Regions from separate parts of the Homo sapiens genome. Here region 1 is linked to region 2. A link is a contact called in ENCODE Hi-C or POLR2A ChIA-PET data. All regions are on one chromosome and are shown on one strand. Each heading gives the region's core, a stretch centred on a gene start or an enhancer-like site at or near the end of the contact. The rest is flanking DNA. Distances are from core to core; before and after follow the strand shown.

Region 1 (5,339 bases), core at 2,673-5,172, 120 kb before region 2:
CTGACGGGCAGAGAGGAGCAAATGCAGTCCCTGTTGGGCTGACTCCACGCAGGGCTCCCCAGCTTCAGGCTTGCAGGGTGACCCTGCTCTGTGACCCAGCGGCGGCTTCAGCCCCAGAGGGGGCCGTGGCACAGGTGGTTTAGGCATAGCCGCCAGCCATCTGACTGGTGGCCGCATTGCTGCCTACTCCTCGCCAGGCCTGGTAGCTGAAGAAGGCACTCACTCCATAGGCGATCATCACCAAACACGCAAAGAACTGAAAGAGAGGTGAGAAGGGCTTAAGGACCGAGAGGGTGACAGTGACACAAGCTCCAACCAGATCTCAGGCCAGGCAGGAGGGGTTGTGGCAGCCGCACCATCTCACACTTAGCCAGATGCATTTCACAGCTGTTTATCATGGGGCTGATGAGCACCAGGGTCCTGGGATACCAACATTACCTTCTAACCATGGGAAACAGCTAAGAACCACAGGCAGGGCCTGTCAGATTGTGATAAGGGCAATGAAGGAGAAGATAAGAGTGACAGAGGGGACACCTAGCAAGGATTTAGTTCTAAAAAGACAACATTCAAAGGACACCCTAGGAATCTCCTAGAACCAGTTCAAGCCTCTATACTAACACCTGCAGCCACATTCAGAAGCTCCCCGTCTCTGTCCCCATCACTGAATTTGCTGATTTCAAAACTGCCCTCATCAGGAAGAGTAAGGAACCAAATGCGTGCCCATTGAGGCCCTGCCCTCCCCTGGGCTTGGCCGTGGCTCCAGGCCTGGCGTCCAACTTCTCTGAGCAGGAGCCTCCTGTCTGTCAAAAGGAACTGGTAGTCCCTTCCTCTCCCTCACTGTGGGTGTCGCAGGATCCTGGGAGGAGATGGTGTGCAGGGCCTGGTGGTGTGAAGGGTGACAGGCGTGGAGGGGACTACTGCCACTTCACTGGCCACCTGACGTGGGCCCAGAGTTTGGGTTTCATGGGAGAGCCTATGAATCTCCCAGAATGGTTTAAACCAAAAGGTTTTTGCACGTGCACTTGTCAGTGGGAGAGCATGTTTTTCACATTCTCCAAGGGGGCACGTGACCCTAAGGCAGTGTGGCACAGCTGATTTACAACAAGGTTCAATAGTCAGCCCAGGCCGCGTGTGGCAGCTCACACCTGTAATCTCAGCACTTTAACAGGCCAAGGCGAGTGGATCACCTGAGGTCAGGAGTTCAAAAGACCAGCCTGGCCAACATGGTGAAACTCCGTCTCTACTAAAAATACAAAAATTAGCCAGGCGTGAGACTCCATCTCCAAAAAAAATACAAAATACAAAAAAATTAGCGGGTGTGGCAGCACACACCTCTAGTCCCAGCTACTTGGGAGGCTGAGTCAGGAGAATCACTTAAACCCAAGAGGCAGAGGTTGCAGTGAGCTGAGATCACGTCACCGCACTCCAGCCTGGGCAACAGAGCAAGATTCCATCTCAAAAAAAAGAAAAAATAGTTAACCCAAAACTTCCATTGCCCACCACACACCACTCTCCACTGTTAATTATGGAAGCCTGGAGGCGGCCCGGCTCCCCTCTAAGACCCACTGAGTGTTCAGGTGACAACCCCTCAGGAGGTGGCAGGTGCCTGGCCTCAGACCAAGCGAGCAGCCTGAGTCCTGGGGCTGAGACCCTGCAGACCACCAAGGGAGCCTGGGAAGCAGACTCACCGAGGCAGCCGCGCGCTGGTTATAAGGCCGGGTGCCCCTCAGGGATGTCAGGTCAACTGCCGCAGAGCAGGCGATGAAGGCGGTGATGTAGAGAACGGTGGCGCTGATGTTAAAGATCATTAACTGCAGGACATGGGGGTAGGGAGTGGGGAGAGAAAAGGCTTAAGACACAAAGAGAGGCCAGACACGGTGGTTCACACCTGTAATCCCAGCACTTTGCGGGGCTGAAGTGGAAGGATCGCTTGAGCCCAGGAGTTAGAGACCAGCCTGGGGAACATAGGTAGGCCCCATCTCTACAAAAATAAAAAAGTTAGCCAGGCATGGTGGCGCATGCCTGTGATCTCAGCTACTTGGGAGGCTGAGATGGGAAGATCACCTGGAGCCGGGAGGTTGAGGCTGCAGTGAGTCATGATCACACCACTGCACTCCAGCCTGGGTGACACAGTGAGATCCTGTCTCAAAAAAAAAAAAAAAAAAAAAAAAAAAGACAAGACCAACGGTTGGGGCTTCTTGGTTCCCACTGGCACACTCCTTGAATAGCCATTGGATGGTGATGCAAACACCTGGGTCTTTCCCACCAACAGGGCCTCAAGAGGCCACAGTTTCCAGGGAGTCAGCCCATGAGGCCCTGGTCCCCAGGAGGCCTGCTGAGCAGGGAGCATGAACACACCTGAGGCTGGAGGAGGGGAATGACAGGAGGGCCTCAGTGATGGGGTAGTGGCAGTGCCAGACCCATTCCTCACAGAAAGAGCCCAATCCATGACCCATCTCTTTGTACCAGCTAAAGAAACACAGGCTACTCCTCCAAGTGTGGTCCAGGGCCAAGCCCAGGCCATCCCTGGTACCACTGCAAGGTTTGGCTCTGTGGCCAGTCCTGGGCTGGGCCTCACATCCCTCTCTGCCTTCAGGGGGAAGAATTTTTGTCTCCCTCTTGGCCACATCCTAAGCTCAAGGCTCTAAGCAAATGCCAGGGTCAGGACCAAGAGGACCAGATATTTCAAGCTGGATATGGAACCAGACTGGCAGGAAGGGGCCCTCTGCTGACAACCAGGGACCAGTCCCTCATCCCAAACGCTTGGCCCCAGGAGCCCATTCACCGTCTTCAAACGCCTGGTCCTCAAACATTCATTCAGTTCGTCCAATATACTTTTAAAAAATTACCAACATTATAAAATTAGATTTCATGAAAACCTGAAGACTTCATGTAAAAATTTTATATTAAAAAAATCTTGGCCGGGTGCAGTGTGGCTCATGCCTGTAATCCCAGCACTTTGGGATGCCGAGGCAGGCAGATCACTTGAGGTCAGAAGTTAGAGACCAGCCTGGCCAACATGGTGAAACCTCGTCTCCAATAAAAATACAAAAATTAGCCAAGAGTGATGGTGCCCACCGGTAATCCCAGCTACACAGGAGGCTGAGGCGGAAGAATCACTTGAACCTGGGAGGCAGGGGTTGCAATGAGCTAAGATCGTGCCACTGCACTCCAGCCTGGGCAACAGAGCGGGACTTTGTCTAAAAAAAAAAAAAAAAAAACTTAGGATATCAAAAGATTTCGCTCCAAAGGGGCTGCATTCCCACTAGGAACAGATGAAGTGAGTATAGAGGCAGCTTGCGATGGGCAGATGGATGCTGGCTTCTCCAGGGTCCCTCCTGACCCAATTTACTCACATATCTTGCCTGGATCCTGTAGGGGTCTGTAGCCCCCATGCCAGAAAATCCCAAATTGGCCATGCTAATCCAGCCTTCTCTAGATGCAGTTAAGCCCTCTCTGCCCCATTCGTTGAGGGTCCAGAAGCACAAGAAGCAATGTCCTGCCACTGTGGCAGAAGGGAGCCTCCTTCCATTAACAGCCACGGCTGGAGCCCCAAATCTGCACCTAAGAGACACACAGGCTTTTATCTCTGGAGATTTCTCTCTTAGAGGTCCCTGGGACGTGAGGGAGGGGGTGGACCCTGAGCCCGGAAGTCAAGGCACCGCCTCCTCGCCCCAAAATCTTCCCTGCAAGCCCAGCGACCCCTGCAAACGCTGCCTGTTTCTGCCAGGGATGTCGAGATCTAACAAACCCATTCTGTCTTGAGGATGACTCACGTTTCCTCGGTTTAAAAAGTCATTGAATTCCAAACAATGCCGCCTAGTCCCAGCCTTGCTTGTCTTACAATCATGTGCCTTTCTCGCCTCTCTTCTCACTGAAAGCCTCAGACCCCAGCTGCAGGGGTTTTCCGGGTCAGAGGAAAAAAAAAACCAGCAGCTTTCTGTGTGTCTGGCCGGGGTACTTCCCATGTCCGCTCTCAGCCCTGTGTCCTGGGGAGACTGTCCTGGGGCAAACCTGGGGAGCCCAGCCTCTCCCAGGCCTCAGGGCCTCACCTGCAGGCAGCCAGGTGCCCGAGCTTGTCCTGCACACTTGAGGCCCTGGCCTGGGCAACTTCTGACAGCTTGCCACAGCCTCCAGCCACAGGGCTGCCTACCTGGGCCAAGCTACAATCTCACAAACTCACACAACACAGGCACAAATTCTGACCACCCCCAGAGGGAAATTTTTTTTTTGAGGTGGAGTCTTGCTCTGTCACCCAGGCTGGAGTATAATGGTGTGATCTCGGCTCACTGCAATCTCCGCCTCCTGGGTTCAAGCAATTCTCCTGTCTCAGCCTCCCAAGTAGCTGGGACTAGAGGCGCGCGCCACCACACCTGGCTAATTGTTGTATTTTGCTAATTGTTGTATTTTTTGTAGAGACAGGGTTTCACCATATTGGTCAGGCTGGTCTCAAACTCCTGACCTCAGGTGATCCACTCACCTCAGCCTCCCAAAGTGCTGGGATTACAGGCGTGAGCCACCACACCCGGCCGGGAAAAATATTTTTAAGATTCCAAATGGCCTCTTACAAATCCACTCAACAGCCCCTCACTTCTACTCCCCTCCTGGGACAAAGTCAAGCCTGTGTCCTTCCTGGCTCATGGTTCCCCAAAAAACCGTGCACCTAGGCATGGTGGCTCACTCCTGTACTCCCAGAATTTTGGGAGGCCAAAGTGAGAGAACTGCTTGAGCCCAGGAGTTCAAGACCAGCCTGGGAAATAAAGTGAGACTCCTCTTCTACAAAAAATAAAAATAAAAATTAGCAGGGCATGGTGGCACGTGCCTGTAGTCCTAGCTACTGGGGAGGCTGAGATGGGAGGATCACATGAGCCCAGGGGTTCAAGGCTGCAGTGAGCCATTATTGAGCCACTGCACTCCAGCCTGCACATAGTGAGACACTGTCTTGAAGGAAAAATAGAAAAACTGGACCTCTGAACCATCAATCCTCACCTCCACCCCTGGCTCTGCAGATCAGCTTAGGTCAGTGAGGATGTCAGGCCACCCCCCCACACCCTGCCACTTCTTCTAGGGAAAGTCACAGTGGTCCTGTCATAGCCACTTCCAGTACCCCCACCCAGACTCACCACCAGTGGCCAGGGAACCATGTACAACTTCATGTGCAGCTGAAACAGGTAGAGGTTGAAGAGGACGATTGTCACCAGCCAGAGGAAGACAGCGACGAACATCACCCAGCCATAGGCCGGATACAGGTGGTACGGGGTGTCCGCAATCAGCGCCCACACCAGCAGCCCCAGCACCTAGGAGGGTCAGACAAGGCAGGATTGGCCAGAGATGCGGTT
Region 2 (5,620 bases), core at 937-3,436:
GAAGAGAGGTGTTGACATTTTAAATAGGGGGTTAGGGAAGCCCACTGAGTAGGTGGCTTTGCACAGTTTGGAGCGGGGTGAGGGCGGGAGCCATGTGGATATCTCTAGAGCAATGGTCCTCAGTGAGTAATTTTGCTCCCCTATGGGCCATTTGGCAATTTCTAGAGAAATTTTTTACTTGTTACAAATATCCCAATGTTTTTGGTTCAGTTGAGCTACTCGCCTCTAGTGTGTAGAGGCCAGAGATGCTGCCAAACCTCCTATAGTACCCGGGACAGCCCCCAAAACAAAGAATTGTCTGGTCCAAAATGTCAGTAGTGTCACTGTTGAGAAACCTTGCCCTAAGGGAAAAATGCTCCAGAAGTTAAAAAATTCTTATTCTCACAACCACACTGTGAAGCAGGTATTGTCACATCCATTTTACAAGTAAGGAAACTGAGGCTCAGGGAGTCCGAGTGACTTGCTCAGGACACACAGCTGGGCAATGGCTCAAGCCCTCCCTTTATCACCTCATCCAGCAACCCAGGACATTTCCTGAGTCTCCTTCTAAGACCCTGGAAGACTCTTAGAAGTCCTTGAGGTCCAGCCTAAAGGAGAATTCCTCCAAGAAGCCTCCCCTGACCATTTGAAGTTGGAAGTGGTCTCTCCCTCATGTAAACCCCAATATGTTTGTGGTATGTTCTGGAACACTGTGTTTCTACCTGGCATCTAGGGTAGCCTAGAACAGTGGGGTGTTTAGGGGCTGAGTAGAAAACTAGCTCTGCCACCATGCAGCTGTGTGGCACTGGGCACATTTAGCCTCTCTTATTTCCAGCTTCTGCATCTGTAAAGTTGGGATAATACTCCCTTTGCAGGAATGTTGGGAATTAAAGAGAGCAGATGTGTACATGCTGGACACAGGGTCCAATACACAGTAGGTGTTCAATTAAAAAAAATAAATAAAACCTCTGATACTTTGTGTGCCTAATTTACCTGTCCATCAGGCTGGGAGCCTTCTGAGGCCAGAGGCATTCCTTGTTCATCTCACTGTACCTCACAGCACCCAGCACAGGGCCTGGCAAGAGGAACCAGCATTTGTTGGTTGACTGAATAAACAGAGTGATCTGATGGCATTTATTGGGATGGAAGCACTCTCTTCAAACTCAGCACCAGTGCCTATGGGAGAAAGAGCTCAAGGTTAAGGATAAGAGGGCCTGAGATTTTTGTATATACTCAAAAGTAATTCCAGCCAGTGTTGGCTGAATCAGGAAGTGGATGGATGGATGGATGGATGGATGGATGGATGGATGGATGGATGGATGGGTGGATAGATGGATGAATGGATGGATGGATGGATGGGTGGATGGATGGACAGATGGATGGATGGAAGAAGGGATGGGGAGGGGATGATGAGGGATGGATGAGTAGGTGAGATAAAAGGGGGCGGAAGATTGACAGGTGGTAGGTAGGGGAGAGGGAGTGGGTAGATGGATGAATGGAGATGAATAGGGGTTGGGCAGGAGGTGGCAGGTGGGCGAGGAATGGGTAGAAGATTGATAAGAGTGGGTGGACGGGTGGATGGATAGGTAGATAGATGCATTAAAGAGAGATAAGTAAACTGAGACTAATTTCATTCAATGAATATTGATTGAGTATCCACCTTGTGCTTGATGCTGGGAAACTATGATACCAAGACAGACAAGGTCCCTGCCTTCCTGACACTCCTATGACAGATAATATATGACTGGCTGGATGAGGCATTGTCTCCATTTACAGAAAGGAAAATTTCAGCTCTGAGAAGGGACAGGCTCCCCAGGTCAGTTAAACAATCTTCCTGGCAGAACCAAGAACTGAGCCGGGCCAGGACCATTCAGGGACCGTGGCAGAGGGTGGGGACTTTGGAGACAGGATGACTCTGTGGCTCTTTAAAGCCCTGGAGGTGGGCAATGGCTTTTCCCATCTTGGATTTGGGGAGCACAGAATGGACCTTCTTTCCTATCCATTGGGCAGCCTCCCTTGCCTCCTCCTGTCTCTGGTCACTCAGGGGCACCGTATTTTCTGGGGCTTCCCAAAGAAGACACCTGCAGGCCATTTTAGGGGACTGCCACCTGGCTCCACTCAATAGGGCCTGGGGAGGCTGCAGGTGAGTCAGTCTGAGGTTCCATTGCAGAAGGAGGGTGGCCAGCCCACACAGTGACTTTTATATCCTGGTTACTCAGAGAGAAAGGACAGCCCTGTGACCTGGGGAGCCCCTCCTGCACACAGCCCCCAACCCCCTGAAGCTACTAGTGCTTCTCCTTGATGACTCAACCCAGACCTGCCGGCCCTAAACCACCTTCCCACAAAGCAGGGTGGGCCAAAGCTAAGGGGGAGCGATGGAGAGAGGAAGCAGCAGACTCTACAAAGTCTCTCTGTGTGTGCAAGCGTGCATGTGCCTGTATTTGGGAAAGTGGTGTATGTTTGCATGGCCACATATATGTAAATATTTATGCATGAGCAGTTCGTGTTCTGGTGGAGCCCAGGGATGCCCTGGGGGTTTCCCAGGCTCTGAAGGGCTAGATAAGATCAGCTTGCTCTCTTGACTGCCCTGGTCTCCAGATGTTTGCAAAACCCTCTGGGGTCTTGCTTTTGCTGCATATAACCTTGACTCAGATCTGAAACTCAAGCTCTTCCTTGTTTTTTATACTCATCCTCCTTGAGCTCAAGCTAAGCAGAAGAAAATTTGCTGGAGATTATAGAGGAAGAGAAAAGGTGGAAATTCAATGTAAACAACTTCAAATGTTTATATCAAATAGTTGGGTTTATTTGTCCTGTCCCGGGGTTTCTCTCTGGTTCCACGTGACACTCAGCTACTGCCTGCCCCTTCCGCCCCACTCTGCCCCCACCTTATTCATACCGTCCATCTCCAACCCTCCTCCTTACTCTTCTTGCTCCAGGAATTTCAAATGCCTCTTCCCTCCTAGGCAGGATGACTCAGTACCTTTCAGCAACTGCTCTCGGGCTCATTCTGGCTCTCAGCAGCAGAACAAAGGATCATCTATTCAGCAGACCCCACCTTCCTTAGAAAGCAGTTGTACTTATATATTTTTTAAAAAGTTTATTGCTGGGCATAGTGGCTTACATCTGTAATCCCAGCTATTCCGGAGGTTGAAGTGGGAGAATCACTTGCGGTCGGGGTTCAAGACCAGCCTGGGCAACATAGCAAGACCCTGTCTCTTAAAAAAATTAGCCAGGCATGGTAGCAGGCACCTGTAGTCCCAGCTACTTGGGAGGCTGAGGCAAGAGATCTCTTTTTTTTTTTTCTTTTTTTTTTGAGACGGAGTCTTGTTCTGTCACCCAGGCTTTAGTGCAGTGGTATGATCTCAGCTCACTGCAACCTCTGCCTCCCGGATTCAAGCAATTCTCCTGTCTCAGCTTCCCGAGTAGCTGGGACTAAAGGTGCACACCATCATGCCAGGCTAATTTGTGTATTTGTAGTAGAGACAAGGTTTCACCATATTGATCAGGCTGGTCTCAAACTCCTGACCTCAGATGATCTATCTGTCTCGGCCTCCCAAAGTGCTGGGATTACAGGTGTGAGCCACCGCACCCGGCCAGGAGGATTTCTTGAGCCCAGGATTTTGAGGTTGCCGTGAGCTAGGATTATACCACTGCACTCCAGCCTGGGCAACAGAACAAGACCCTATCTCTTAAAAAAAAATGGCAGCGGGAAGAAATAAGGCAGAGGTGAGGGGATAGGCAAGGCCACAGGCCCGGTGGGGACTAGAGCAGGAGAACCTGCTCCATCACTTGCTGGCTGTGTGACCTTAGCAGGTCCCTGTCACTCTCAGATTCATCCCCCCTGCTGCACAATGGACCACTTAATTTTAAAAATTAACTCGGGCATGGTGGCTCACGCCTGTAATCCCAGCACTTTGGGAGGCCAAGGAGGGCAGATCACCTGAGGTCGGGAGTCTGAGACCAGCCTGACCAACATGGAGAAACCCCGTCTCTACTAAAAATACAAAATTAGCCAGGAGTCGTGGCACATGCCTGTAATCCCAGCTATTCGGGAGTCTGAGGCAGGAGAATCGCTTGAATCTGGGAGGCCGAGGTTGCGGTGAGCCGAGATCATGCCATTGCACTCCAGCCTGGGCAACAAGAGCAAGACTCCAACTCAAAAAAAAAAAAATTAAACTCTTAATATGTGCCAGGCAAAAAGAACTCTATAAATAAGAATTCACGTTTCTTATTCTTACAACAAGACTATGAGGTAGATGCTATTTTTGTTCCTATTTTACAGGTGGGGAAACTGAGGCATAGAGAAGTTTGGCAGGGGAGGGAGGCTGAGTCAAAGGCCTTGAAGGCCAGGGTGTACAGGGGATCAGTTTTGGCTTGGGTGGTGTGGCCGGGACAATCTGGCACGGGGTTGGGAAGCCAGATGCCCACAGACATCCCTGCTGACCAGGAACCTCTTTGAACTCAGGACAGCACCACGGTGTGACGAAATGCAACATCACGTGCAGCAAGATGACATCAAAGATACCTGTAGCTTTGCTCATCCACTATCAACAGAACCAGGCATCATGCGGCAAACGCGCAATCATGTAGGTACTGCCCTCGAGGCCTCTGAAATCCCCTTTGGGCCCTTGGAATATTCCCAGACCTCTGAGAATCTACGTCCACACCTCCGCTCCCAGACCTGGGCTCCCAGCCAAAGGCCTCAGCACACGCTTCTCTTGCCCCTGGCCTGCAGGCCACCTCACTGACCTTAATTTCTGTGCCACATGGCTAAGGTGGAGAGTGGCTTCCTGAATGGCCCAGTGTGGCTGGGTGGCAGCCACCCTGGCTTGTGGCCTGGAGCAGCCATGAAGGGTGGTAATTCCTCCTGGGCTGAAGCACATGTTACCCCACACTCGAACCCACTATATTTCATGGGGCGGTGTGGGTAGGTGTAAAGCATGAGGGTCTTACTTAAAATGCAGGTTCCAGACTCTAACAGACCTGATGCAAATCCTGCCTTCCCTCTTACTGGCTGGGTGGCCCTGCTTCCATTGCTTACTTTTTGCAACTTGGTTTCCTTGTCTGTAAAATGGGTAGCTAGGACAGGATGTAACTAAAGTGCTTGGCAAGGGCGCGGTGGCTAATGCCTGTAATACCAGCACTTTTGAAGGCCGAGGTTGGTGGATCACTTGAGGCCAGGAGTTCAAGACCAGGCTGGCCAACACGGTGAAACCCCATCTCTACTAAAAATACAAAAACTAGCCTGGCATGGTGGTGGGCGCCTGTAATCCCAGCTACTCGGGAGGTTGAGGCAGGAGAATCGCTTGAACCCAGGATGCGGAGGTTGCAGTGAGCCAAGATGGCACCACTGCACTCTGGCCTGGGCAACATTGTGAGACTCCATCTCAAAAAAAAGAAAAAGACAAAGAAAAGTAAATAAAGTGCCTGGCAGGGTGCTGTCAGTAGGAGCTGCAGAAATCACTATCTCCATTGGACAGACAGGAAACGACCATTTCGAGACTTTGGGGAGGGATTGAGCCATTGTAACCCTGGCTGTTGAAGACCCTGGCAATCTTGGTCACTTGCTCCTCCTGGGGGCTCTCTTGGGTCCTGTCTAACCAGCCAGCCCTGAGGCCTTTCCCCAGGACTGACTTTTGGG

The links. Hi-C counts contacts between places; a loop is a spot of excess contacts on that map. ChIA-PET counts read pairs that join two places held with the same protein, here RNA polymerase II (POLR2A). Pooled maps may share reads with other maps.
Region 1: a loop to region 2 is called in a pooled map, with 2.7 times the contacts of the local background. The contact joins two enhancer-like sites. A Hi-C loop is called at or near these places in 2 of 50 pooled maps. POLR2A ChIA-PET finds 5 or more read pairs at or near these places in 3 of 52 experiments (GM12878, HepG2 and WTC11).

What each region holds. Positions count from the first base shown.
Region 1 is chr16:57,256,774-57,262,112 of GRCh38, forward strand. PLLP (plasmolipin) reads right to left here. Exons shown (of 4, transcript NM_015993.3): 2 at 5,124-5,297; 3 at 1,689-1,811; 4 at 1-256. The coding sequence ends at 140. Among named protein-coding and RNA genes, the nearest start is that of ARL2BP, 14 kb to the left of the region's middle. RefSeq lists a silencer at 1,465-1,677 and enhancers at 2,290-2,845, 3,889-4,028, 4,039-4,098, 4,510-5,065, 5,066-5,339. Within about 2 kb of position 3,923, at least 11 of the 41 ENCODE cell types and tissues checked have a DNase peak (open chromatin) inside an H3K27ac peak, as active enhancers do.
Region 2 is chr16:57,375,190-57,380,809 of GRCh38, forward strand. CX3CL1 (C-X3-C motif chemokine ligand 1) reads left to right here. Exons shown (of 3, transcript NM_002996.6): 2 at 4,445-4,565. Among named protein-coding and RNA genes, the nearest start is that of CX3CL1, 5.5 kb to the left of the region's middle. RefSeq lists an enhancer at 3,402-3,982. Within about 2 kb of position 2,187, at least 5 of the 41 ENCODE cell types and tissues checked have a DNase peak (open chromatin) inside an H3K27ac peak, as active enhancers do.